Linked DNA regions of Homo sapiens: all the other regions are linked to region 4. The links are chromatin contacts, found by Hi-C or POLR2A ChIA-PET in ENCODE. All regions are on one chromosome and are shown on one strand. The core of a region is the stretch at or near the end of the contact, and the rest is flanking DNA. Distances in the headings are between cores, read along the strand shown. Region 1 overlaps BTBD9 (BTB domain containing 9). Region 2 holds the start of SAYSD1 (SAYSVFN motif domain containing 1). Region 3 overlaps BTBD9 (BTB domain containing 9). Region 4 holds the start of GLO1 (glyoxalase I).

Evidence for each region. A loop is a pair of places that touch in the nucleus more often than their neighbours do. ChIA-PET counts read pairs that join two places held with the same protein, here RNA polymerase II (POLR2A). Pooled maps may share reads with other maps.
Region 1: a loop to region 4 is called in a pooled map, with 2.2 times the contacts of the local background. The contact joins the enhancer-like site here to the promoter of GLO1 in region 4. A Hi-C loop is called at or near these places in 1 of 50 pooled maps. POLR2A ChIA-PET finds 5 or more read pairs at or near these places in 4 of 52 experiments (Caco-2, HEK293, OCI-LY7 and 1 more).
Region 2: a map of CD8-positive, alpha-beta T cell shows a loop between it and region 4 (18-fold over the local background). The contact joins the promoter of SAYSD1 here to the promoter of GLO1 in region 4. A Hi-C loop is called at or near these places in 11 of 168 maps with a recorded cell type or tissue (B cell, CD4-positive, alpha-beta T cell, CD4-positive, alpha-beta memory T cell and 6 more), 4 of 37 single-sample maps with no recorded cell type and 25 of 50 pooled maps. POLR2A ChIA-PET finds 5 or more read pairs at or near these places in 1 of 52 experiments (activated T-cell).
Region 3: a loop to region 4 is called in a pooled map, with 3 times the contacts of the local background. The contact joins the enhancer-like site here to the promoter of GLO1 in region 4. A Hi-C loop is called at or near these places in 1 of 50 pooled maps. POLR2A ChIA-PET finds 5 or more read pairs at or near these places in 5 of 52 experiments (A673, AG04450, Caco-2 and 2 more).

The regions. Positions count from the first base shown.
Region 1 is chr6:38,261,417-38,264,145 of GRCh38, forward strand. All of the region lies in intron 8 of BTBD9 (BTB domain containing 9), which reads right to left. Among named protein-coding and RNA genes, the nearest start is that of BTBD9-AS1, 220 kb to the right of the region's middle. Within about 2 kb of position 1,260, at least 7 of the 41 ENCODE cell types and tissues checked have a DNase peak (open chromatin) inside an H3K27ac peak, as active enhancers do.
Region 2 is chr6:39,113,756-39,116,455 of GRCh38, forward strand. It overlaps SAYSD1 (SAYSVFN motif domain containing 1), which reads right to left and starts at 1,431. Exons shown (of 2, transcript NM_018322.3): 1 at 1,128-1,431. The coding sequence starts at 1,334. RefSeq lists an enhancer at 1,025-1,314.
Region 3 is chr6:38,426,453-38,429,291 of GRCh38, forward strand. The region is part of intron 6 of BTBD9 (BTB domain containing 9); the gene reads right to left. Among named protein-coding and RNA genes, the nearest start is that of BTBD9-AS1, 54 kb to the right of the region's middle. Within about 2 kb of position 1,544, at least 2 of the 41 ENCODE cell types and tissues checked have a DNase peak (open chromatin) inside an H3K27ac peak, as active enhancers do.
Region 4 is chr6:38,701,730-38,704,429 of GRCh38, forward strand. It overlaps GLO1 (glyoxalase I), which reads right to left and starts at 1,416. Exons shown (of 6, transcript NM_006708.3): 1 at 1,242-1,416. The coding sequence starts at 1,325. RefSeq lists enhancers at 558-1,150, 1,183-1,232, 1,253-1,352, 1,533-1,692.

The DNA.
Region 1 (2,729 bases), core at 10-2,509, 440 kb before region 4:
CCAGCACTGCATAACAAATGCCTGTTTCTGTGCATCATCACCAATATTATATATTATGTTTAAAAATACTGCTAATTTGATAGCTGAAATATCTTATTAATCTGCAATTTTTAACTTATTGAGCTTGAACATTTTACCCATTTTCTACTTATATGTATCTTTTTGTTAATGACTTACAAAATGTCCTCTATATTTAAAGGATATTAATCCACTGCCTATCATAGTTTGCATGCTGAAGGTATTAATTTTTATTAGCCTAGTCTATCGATCTTTACCTCACTAATTTATTCTGGCCTAAATTCTTTTTTTCTGAACAGCAGCCAAGTGCTCATACTGGTTGAGACATCCTCTCTCTAGTCCTCTATTAAGAGTCCCCAGGGACTGGAGATGTGGGGTCATGGTGACTCCTGAGTGGAAAAGGGACACTGACGGATCTCAGGTCATCGAGCCTAGGGCTCAGACTCAACCTACATGTTGAAGTTTTAAAGAGGACTTCTAACTCATGCCTAGGATGCACATTTGCTTGGAATTTAGGCTTAGCCAGGAATTAAACCCCTTTGTTGATTTGACTGAAAAAAGCAACTGCAGCTGAAGAATACTAAAGGAAAAACTGATTCAACCTCTGCTTTTCCATTGAGAGGAATTTTGCTCTACCAATTCCCTTCACTTCTTTGGCTGCCTGCAAAGTGTATTCTTATGTCTTTGTGCCTGCAACAACAGAGAGCTATTTCTGACTTGTAAACTAGCTGGGAATGTTTGCATGGTGAGCTCATCCAGGACAGACACTCTCTATGACCTTAACTGAAATGAGCTCCTTAAACATACACAGCACACTTCCACCCATAGATCAGAAGCCATTTTCAAAAGGGGCTGAATAAAGGAAGTTGCTGGCCAAGATTTATTGATGCAGATCAGGTCGGTGTTTAGCTGTTGCCACAAACCTCTCTAACTAATGAGCACAGCATGAAATGCCTGGTGATATTATATATGTTGTCTCCTCCATCTTCCCTTATTCTCATTGTGCAGTTTCCCTAAAAGCAGTGAAGTGCTGGGCTTTTTTTTTTTTTTAATTGATTAGCAGATGTGATTTTGCTTACATCTTCCATAAATGCTCTGGCTGGCTGCATACCATTGATTACCAGGGGTTCAGTTTACAGCAACTAATTGCTCTCCTTGCTGGTATTTTGATACAAAATTCAATAGCGAATATGTTTTCAAAACTCTTTTCTTTGTGGCTTGAGTCAGAAGTGACTCAATGCAAACCCAGTGGACTGAGGTTTCCAGTCTTTAAAATAGTTGCTCTCTCATCAGTCTGTGAAGAAAGTTTCCAAATTGTAGCATTTTAATTGGAAAGTCTACATTATGCATGCGATGACAAACTATGTTGTGCTGAATGGCACTTTTTTCATCCTTTTCTTAAGGGATTAATACTGTGCCAGATTGTGAACAATGGCTGAAGTATAACAGTTGAGGTCAACAGCTTCTCCACTGAATTGGTGCCTTTTAGACCAGAAGCAAGGGCCTGTTTTGCCTGTTTCTAACTGTCCATCATTTGTGGGAAATTCCACTGGAAGGCCTGGGACCATAATGCCACTGTTGCTAAATTTTCTCATTTGGGTGAAAACCAACTAAAGGAAGATCAGCAACCAGGATATTAGTGACAGTGCAATAACTTATGATCAAATCCATTCCTAATCTTTCAGTTAAAGTGAAAGATACTCCTGATCTCAAAAATGTATACAGTATATTCTTTGGTAAAGATCCTTTAAGTTCTTCAGAAATAATTGTCTTCCATTCAACAATTCAAAAAATATTTACTGAATAACTACTCAGTAACATTAGGCAAGTCACTTTACTTATACTTTGGTTTCATCCTTTGTGACATTAAATGTCGAGATTTGATGGCTTCTCAGCACTCTTCCAGTTCTAACATTTAATATTCTGTTATAGCATATGCAGAGGTTTTTTTGGTATGTCTGTACATTACACAGTAACTCCTGTCTTTGACAACTCTTTCCAGCACAACCTCAAGGTGGACATGGGAGATTCCTGAGCTCAGTTTATCCTCTGGACTTGGAAGCTGCCCAATCCATGCTGGGCTAATCAGATTTCCTTTCTCAAAAATTTAGAATTATGTGAGATTCCAGCCTAACGTGCCCTGTTCACTTAAAATGAGATGATGAAAATACAGGCATTCTGGGGTGAGTCTCTTTGATCACAGGCATACAGAAGCAAAGAAAGATACCTGCAGTGAGAAGCAGAGACCACAGGCTGTGCAGTCCAGGGAGGGCTACCTGGGGTCCCGACAGATTCCAATGTCTGGTTTCAAAACCTACTAGGGCCCTCCGAGTTTCTCCTCTAGTATTCCGTGAGAAATCTTCTAATCACTTAAATAAAGTTACCATTTGCGGCTTAACCTATCTTTACTTGGTTTCTGTTACTTGGAACTAAAAGGGCCAAAGATAAGCTCCTGGTGGAGTGCACTGGACAGAAAAGGTACGCAATAAGAGTAGATGTTATGGCAGTGAGGATAGCAATGATACCGTGATGGCTACAGGACCAGAGAGACAACGAGGTAAAGAGCAGGGGTGGTGGGAAACCTCCCTTATGATGGCAATCTTTTCGTTCAATTATGAAAGAGGATTCTATGTAGAAACGGAGAGCGGTAAGACTGTGGTGTACGGTGGCAAGGCAAAACAGGCTTTGGAGTGGGCTCAGTGGCATCAGTG
Region 2 (2,700 bases), core at 181-2,680, 410 kb after region 4:
AAAATCTTAAGCAAGTGTTGTACTTAGAAAGTTCTAGTCAACAATAAAATTATCCAAAGACAATTAACACAAACTGCACACAAGGAAATGGATTGTCTGAACTCTGCTGCGCTCTTTTCACCTTTCTGCAAGTCAGCTGGAATCCTGTATATCACTGAGAATATCAAATCAAAATTGAGTAATAGGTTCAGTAATTTTTAAAAATTCCCTCAAATCAAATGTTGTGCAATAATAGATGAACTTACAGGAAATAATTTTAAGGTGAGCAAGGTACACTTTTCTTCCAGTATATTTTCATTTTAAAAGGAATTTTTTAGTTCTTATTGCACTTATGAGGAACAAAGCACTGGGCACAAATTGTTACAAAGCACTCATCCCTTGATATGTTTTGTCTTGTATTTCCACATAGACATTTCAACCTCACTGCAAGCCACCTTACCATTTTACTGAGTTAAAACTAAATGAAAACACAAAAGGATGCAAATTAAATTCATCTGCAAAACAAGAGATTACCAAAACAATTAAATGTGAAAAGGTTATCATACTAAATCACTTTTTTTTGTTTGTGTCTTGAACATTCACTATGGAACTGGAATAAGCTTCTGCCACTACCGGCAGTTACAGCTACCACACTTTGGTAAATTCTGTATTCAAACGCATTTCTAAGTCACAGGCTATCTGGGCTACTAGCTGCATGTGCCCCAGGTGCGAATCAAATGAAGTTTTAATTACTGCTACTTGTGATCGGTATCCAATTAGACCTTTTACCCTCCTCCATTAGCAGAGGGCTGTGGCTCAACTTGGTTGTGGAGAGGTTTCCCAATGCCACAGGGCGTCACGATAACTCAATTCGGAGTGAATAATTTAAGAGCAGAGGTGCTTTCTCCCAGGACCCTCGACTCTCGCTGGAATCAGGACCTGCGTGGGTCGCGGGCTGGAAAGAAAATGTCAAAACTGGTAACAGTGCTGACACGTGTGGCCGGAGATGAGCGGTCCGGCCCTCGATCAGGATGGGGGGCCAGTAGCCCCGCCTCCGGCAGCTAGGGCCACACCCCCGGCAGCTAGGGCCGCGCCCTCGACTGTGGCTCCGAGGCCAGGTCCTAGGGCCGAAGTTTCCATCGTCTCACCTGAACTAGGCCGGGCTGGGCCCGGGCACTCGCGGGCCTAGGTTTCCATACCAGGAACCGCTTTAGCCAGCCTGGGGCTGCCTTTAGAGTCGCTGCTGCTTCCGCCTTCTCTCCTGGGGTTTGTGCGCCCTGACTGGCAGCAGGGGGTTGGGCCGCCAGACCCGCCCGTTTCCGCGCCGCCCGAAACTCAGCTAACCGCTGTTCCATGGCGCGCGCCTCGCGTCCGTTGGCCGATAAGGGAGCGCGCGCCCGCAGGCCGCACAGCAGTTGCCTCCGCTCGGCCCGCGCCGGCCGCCGTGCGCCTGCGTGGCAGAAGCCCCTGCTGAGCATGCGCACTGGTGTGACCCGCGTCTCCTCCGTTTGTGAAGTCTGGCGGGTCGCGTGTATACTCAGCCGTTCTCTCTTCACAGGCACGTGGACACAGTGTCACCTCCTCAAGCCAAGTCTAAAGCACAGGGCTGCCCCATTGCCCTCTCCCAAAGGCCGCTCTGCCTTGCTGCATCTCACTTAAGGGCTCGAGGCCCCACTGATCCAGCGTCCTGTATTCGGGATCTCTGTTGCTGGGCCCCAATGAACAGCGCCACAGTGAGAAGATGGTTCCAGGGGTTAGGAGAGGCCCGTGATCTCTACGACATTCCAGCGTCAGAGGAATAACAGGCTACATCTTACCCTTTTTCTCTTATCAAGGAAAGGGTATGCCAATCTTAGTACCTGGAGGGTGACTTTCTCACTGCTCACAAAGCAGGCTGTGCAGCTCCATCATTGGTCTTGCCACGTTGGGAAATTATCTCGTTTTGTGTCTAGATACGTCAGAACCTTAAAAAAACCAACAACAAAAACTTTTATTGGGGTGCAACATAAAATACACATCTTAAGAATATGACTCAGTAGATTTGCTCTTATGTATGCACCTGTGTAACTACCACCCAGATGGAGAGAAAGAACATTTCTGTACTCTGGGAGTTTCCTTGTGCCCTCTCCCAATCAGTACCCTCCCAAAAGGACACAGTTCAGGTTAGGGGCTGTTTTATACGTTCTTAAAGCTGTAAGCATCTAGCTAAGTGTCACTTACATAATTAAGACTCAAATATTTGTTGGATCTGGCTGAGGGTGACTCGAGAAATTAGACAAATTAGAACAGAGTCATCCATTCATTTAACAGACGTTTACCTAGGGCCTGCTCTGTCTAAAGTCACAGGCACTGGGGATGCTGGGATGAAAGGAAAAAACAAACAAAAACCTGTTTTCTTAGAGCTTACACTCCAAATGGAAATACAGACAATAAACAAATGTGTATCTACATATTTCATGTCATATCAGGTACTGATAAGTGCTGTGAAGAAAAGTGAAGCAAAGTAGGCAATGGTGGAGGTATTAGAGAAGACCTCCCTGAAGGTTTGTCATTTGGGCATAGACTTAAATGAGTGAGGTATGTAGATATCTGAACAGGAGTGTTTCAGTCAGAGGAACAAGTGCAAAGGTCCCGAGGCCTCAAATAGCACGCTTGACTTGTTCACAGAACATCAGGGAGGCTGTTATGACTGGATTGGAAGGAGGGAGAGGGAGGCAGGGA
Region 3 (2,839 bases), core at 294-2,793, 280 kb before region 4:
TCTATTAAATCTTGCAACTGCACTCTTCTGGCCCGTGTTTGTTAGGGCTCGAGCTGAGCTTTTGCTCGCCATCCACCACTGCTGTTTTGCCGCCGTCGCAGACCCACCGCTGACTTCCATTCTTCCGGATCCGGCAGGGTGTCCGCTGTGCTCCTGATCCAGCGAGGCGCCTATTGCCACTCCCGATTGGGCTAAAGGCTTGCCATTGTTCCTGCATGGCTAAGTGCCTGGGTTCGTCCTAATTGAGCTGAACACTAGTCACTGGGTTCCACGGTTCTCTTCCGTGACCCACAGCTTCTAATAGAGCTATAACACTCACTGCATGGCCCAAGATTCCATTTCTTGGAATCCATGAGGCCAAGAACCCCAGGTCAGAGAACACGAGGCTTGCCACCATCTCGGAAGCAGCTTGCCACCATCTTGGAAGCTCTGTGAGCAAGGAACCCTGGTAACAGTATCATGTCTAGACAAAGAGAGAGACCATCCAGCCTCCAGTGTCCCCTGAAATGTCTCAGTGAAGCTTCAATTCCCCATCTCCCCAGATTCCCAGGTAGCGATTCTACGTTCTGTATCCTACATCCTAGGCCTGTAGGACCTCTCTGCCCTCCACAGCACCCTGATACCCATGTCCATTCTCCTGGACAAATAACCAAGAAACCACTGTACCTCTATCCCTTTATGGCAGTGCAGTTCAGCCATAGCTGAATATTAAAATCATCTGAGGAGCTTTAAAAAAAAAAAAAAAGCTGATGCCATGCTGAGTATGGTGGCTCCCACCTATAATCTCAGCTATTCAGGAGGCTCAGGCAGGAGGATTGCTTGAGCCCAGGAGTTTGAGACCAGCCTGGGCAACACAGCAAGACCTCCATTTCGAAAAAGGAAAAGAAAAAAGAAATACCGATAGCAGATGCACCCCAGACCAATTTCATTAGGTTCTCTGTGAGGTGAGCTCTAGGCACTGGGCTTTTGTAAAAGCTCCCCAAATGATTCCAGTGCACAGCTGGAGCTGAGAAAAGTACGCACCAGGGAGCTGGAGCAACCATATACTGCATGGGCTAGCCATGCACAGAAAAGATGCCTCCCTAGAAAGGAAAAGAGGAAATCCCTGCAGCTAGAAATGCTGGAGTTTTGTTTTTCTAACCTGTGTGTCAAAGTATTTGTGTGTGTGCTTATCAGTGAACCAAAAAGATTAAATTATAGTGGTCTCAAAAAACACCCCTGTCAACAATCAAGATAATTATAGGTAATGGAGAACTAACAAAAAGAAGAGAAAATCCACAAAGATCTGTTTCCACTGCATAAAATAAATATGAATTGCATTCTCTTAGGTCAACCATTCTCTACTTGACTAATTATAATGCAGCACAATAACGATGAGGTATGTTATTACCTGTACTGTGTTAACTAGAGTAAGTTTTATTTGATTGCAAGATTAAACTGTTCCTGTATGCTTAACCTTCATAGTTAGTTACTCCTGAACAGTGTAATGTTTGAGGGAACATTGCTCCTGGGCACTAGAAGTGTTAATGTTCAACATTTGCATAAGTCAAGGTACTTTTCTATATTTGCATAAAAAGAGGTAAGCAGGCCCCTTCAAAGGAATGAGGAACAAAGAGCAGCTACTCTGAGGGCTGAAAGTTCTAGGAAGGGAGCTTTTTGGGTGAGGGGGATAACAGTGGGGCAGAACAGGCACCAAAGATTAACGAGATATATCCCTGACATTTGAACATCAAAGGTGCTTCATGAAGGACCTTTTAAAAGGGGACTGAGAAGTTTGAAGTGGTCACTCATGCTTCTTCAGGAGTTGGGCCCTTGAAAGGAAAAGCAGCATTGCAATAGAATAGCACCCTGGTTGAATTGACCACTCCCATCTTTAGGCCCCCAAAAACCTTTGTACACAACTCTATGTTAGCATGTTAGCACTTGCTCTATTAATGCCCCACCCCCACCCACTCCCAACTAAAACTACGTTCTCTGTTGCCCAGGCTGAAGTGAGTGGCATGATCGCGGCTCACTGCAGCCTCGAACTCCTGGGCTCGAGTGATCCGTATTAAAGCATTTTTTTGGCACACTCTATAAGGTCCTTGAAGACACAGGGTCCATGACTTGTTTCTCTTTGTTTTCTCATGCATTCCCAACACCAAGAACAGTGTTTGATACAAAGCTCTCAAAAATGAGTAAATGAATGAACCAATGAATGGTTCCCAAACAACTGTTAAATAATACAGCTTATTCAGGCATTGGAATGATTTTTCGTTTTTTCTTTTTTTTTTTTTTTGAGATGGAGTCTCACTCTGTTGCCCAGGCTGGAGTGCAGTGGCGCGATCTCGGCTCACTGCAAACTCTGCCTCCCGGATTCACGCCATTCTCCTGCCTCAGCCTCCCGAGTAGCTGGGACTACAGGCGCCCACCACGCCCGGCTAATTTTTTGTATGTTTAGTAGAGACGGGGTTTCACCGTGTTAGCCAGTATGGTCTTGATCTCCTGAACTCGTGATCTGCCTGCCTTGGCTTCCCAAAGTGCTGGGATTACAGGCGTGAGCCACTGCGCCCGGCCCCAGAATGATTTTTCATTTGACTCTGTCATCTACTGCATTAGTTCTTTCCACTTGCCTATTATATTTTCTTCTAGGTTTCTGGTCAGGAGAGAGCCAAGAGCAAAATCCAGTGATACCCCATTAGATACTTCATGGGCATCACTGATTCAAGAACCAACAACTGGGCTGGGCATGGTGGCTCACGCCTGTAATCCCAGCACTTTGGGAGGCTGAGGCAGACGGATCACTTGAGGTCAGGAGTTCAAGACCAGCCTGGCCAACATAGTGAGACCCTGTCTCTAC
Region 4 (2,700 bases), core at 166-2,665:
TCTGACTCTTTGCCCTGAAGGTAAAGAACAAGCAGGGACCAGAGTCATGGACCACTTATCTACCCCTTTTAAAGGTCTGCACGAAGCACATATTCAATCTTCAAGGAATTTACAAATGATGTAGTCAAATAAATAAATACAAAGGTGTTTACAGACACTGATGACTTCACTGGAATAAACAGCGGTTACTGTGCCTGAATTTTTTTTTTTTTTTTTTTTTAGACAGAGTCTCACTCTGTCGCCCAGGCTGGAGTGCAGTGGCACGATCTCAGCTCACTGCAAGCTCCGCCTCCCGGGTTCATGCCATTCTCCTGCCTCAGCCTCCCGAGTAGCTGGGACTACAGGCACCCGCCACCACGCCCAGCTCATTTTTTTGTATTTTTAGTAGAGACGGGGTTTCACCGTGTTAGGATGGTCTCTACCTCTTGACCTCGTGATCCGCCCGCCTTGGCCTCCCAAAGTGCTGGGATTACAGGCGTGAGCCACCGCGCCCGCCAACTGTGTCTGATCTTAACAAGGCAACCGAAACACCACACCTGAGTGAGTTACACTGATTCTTACCCAGTAAAGACATGTTCGGTAAGTGAAAGCCTTTGTATGCAACAGGTCATTTCTCTTACTGGGTCATTACTGTAAAACGAGAGGGTAAGAGAAGGAATTTCTAAGATTCCTTTCAGATCCAAACTCTATGATTCTGTAATCTCTCCTGGGCCCCACGAAGATGAGGAAGGCAAGAAGGGCTGTTGTGACCCACAGCAAAGGCCAAGCAAGCAAAAGTGAAATTCTGGGCGCGGTTAAACTTAGAGCGATCAAATTAGTTTGCAGGAGTTAAGACTGCAGTCAGGGTGGTAAGGAAAAACGAGGCTGGGCAGGACTGGTACAGGACAGGCATCTTTGAACCTATTTCTGGGAGTTCTGAAACTACTGTTCTCGTGGGCCTTGGCGACTGATTTGGGAAAGCTGACCCTGGGTTGGCCTGGCTTCCAGCCACCGTCGCAACATAAACAAGCCAATTCAAAACAGGGTCGCAGTCTTTGAAACTAGCTGAGGCAACAGATCCCCTCCACACTTCGCGGGCCCCACGATCGCCCCATCAAACACCATTATCCCTCTTCCCATCACACTCCCGTCCGCCCGAGGCCGGCGGACCTGCAGCGGCGGCGGGATGGGGTTGGATAGAATGCGGCCCGGTCCCGGCCCAGCGGAGCTGGGGGAGCCGTTCCCTTCGGTCCTGTGCCCACCTTGGTACTGGGGTCCGCGTCGGAGCAGCAACTGAGGGCGGCCTCGTCCGTGAGGCCGCCGGACGGGGGCTGCGGTTCTGCCATGGCTGCGCTGCAGTATCACAGACGACGGGACCCAAGGAACGGAGGAGTCACCCACACTACGCCTCGGCCCTGTGCCGCCTTAACTAGGAATGGCGCGATGGCGCCGCGGGCGGGAGACCGCTGACTTCCAGCCAATCGCTGCGCGGAGAGCAAGTTGACTCTCTGCTGATTGGGTCCCAGTGAGTCAGCGCCTCCACCCACAGGACTATGCCTCAGACTACAACTCCCAAGGAGCCTTGCGCATAAAGGAGGCAAACTCATACAAAAAAAAAAAAAAAAATGCAGGCTGGGCAGAGTGGTTTCTCTGTTACTTAATGAGCTAATTTTGTTTGTTTAACTAAAGTTTGGTAACCATTCATACCTCAGGGCTGCAATTTGGTAGAAAATTGGAATCTGATGGAAACTGAAAACTGTAAGTTGTTCTTTTAAAATTGTAAGGATTCAGAGGTTTCTCAGTTTACGCAGCGCAGAGTAATTAAAACAATTGTTGAGTCGAAAACCTATGTTCAAGTCTTGGTTCCGCTATATATTAGCGCTAGAAACTTGCAATAATTACTGACCCTCTCTGAGCTTCCTAACAGGATTTGTTGAGAATTAAATAAGTTTTCTTTTCCTTTTTCTTTTTTCTTTTCTTTCTTTCTTTCTTTTTTTTTTTTTTTTAATTTTTTTAACAGTGTCTCGCTCTGTCGCCCAGGCTGGAGTGCAGTGGTGTGCTCTCAGCTTACTGCAGTCACTGCTGCCTCGACTTCCGGGGCTCTAGCTGTCCTCTGGCCTCAGCCTCCCGATTAGCTGAGACTACAGGCTGCAAAACCAAGACCAGTTAATTTTTGTATTTTTTTGAGATGGGGGTTTCACCATGTTGCCCAGGCTGGTCTCAACTCCTGGGCTGAAGTGACCCTCCCGCCTCAGCCTCCCAAAGTGCTGGGATTACAGGTGTAGCCACTGTGCCCAGCCTAAATGAGATTTAAGTCATGGTTTGCCTACTTAGGTTCCAAATGTCCATAACTTGCAGTACTTTTTACATTAATATATATTTTGTGTTCACTGGAAGGCTTAGTCATCACTGTGTCTTCAATGATTGGCTCATAATAGTAGATGCTCATTAAATACTTCCTGTTGTTAAAAGAATAAATGGGAATGACTGGTGCTCACCTAACCAAAATGAGGTTGGGCAGGGATGTATATGGCACTAGCCACCTGGCCACCACCAAGATGTCCCCGTCTCTCATCTCAGCTTTTTTCTGCATCGCAGCTTCAGTTTGTCAGACACCAGCTCCATAAGACTAGAAATTTGGCAGCTGTTCTCTCACTAGGAGTGGGAGTAAACTCTCCCTCTGGATTTTATCCAGCCAGCCTGGATTTTATCAAATTGGAA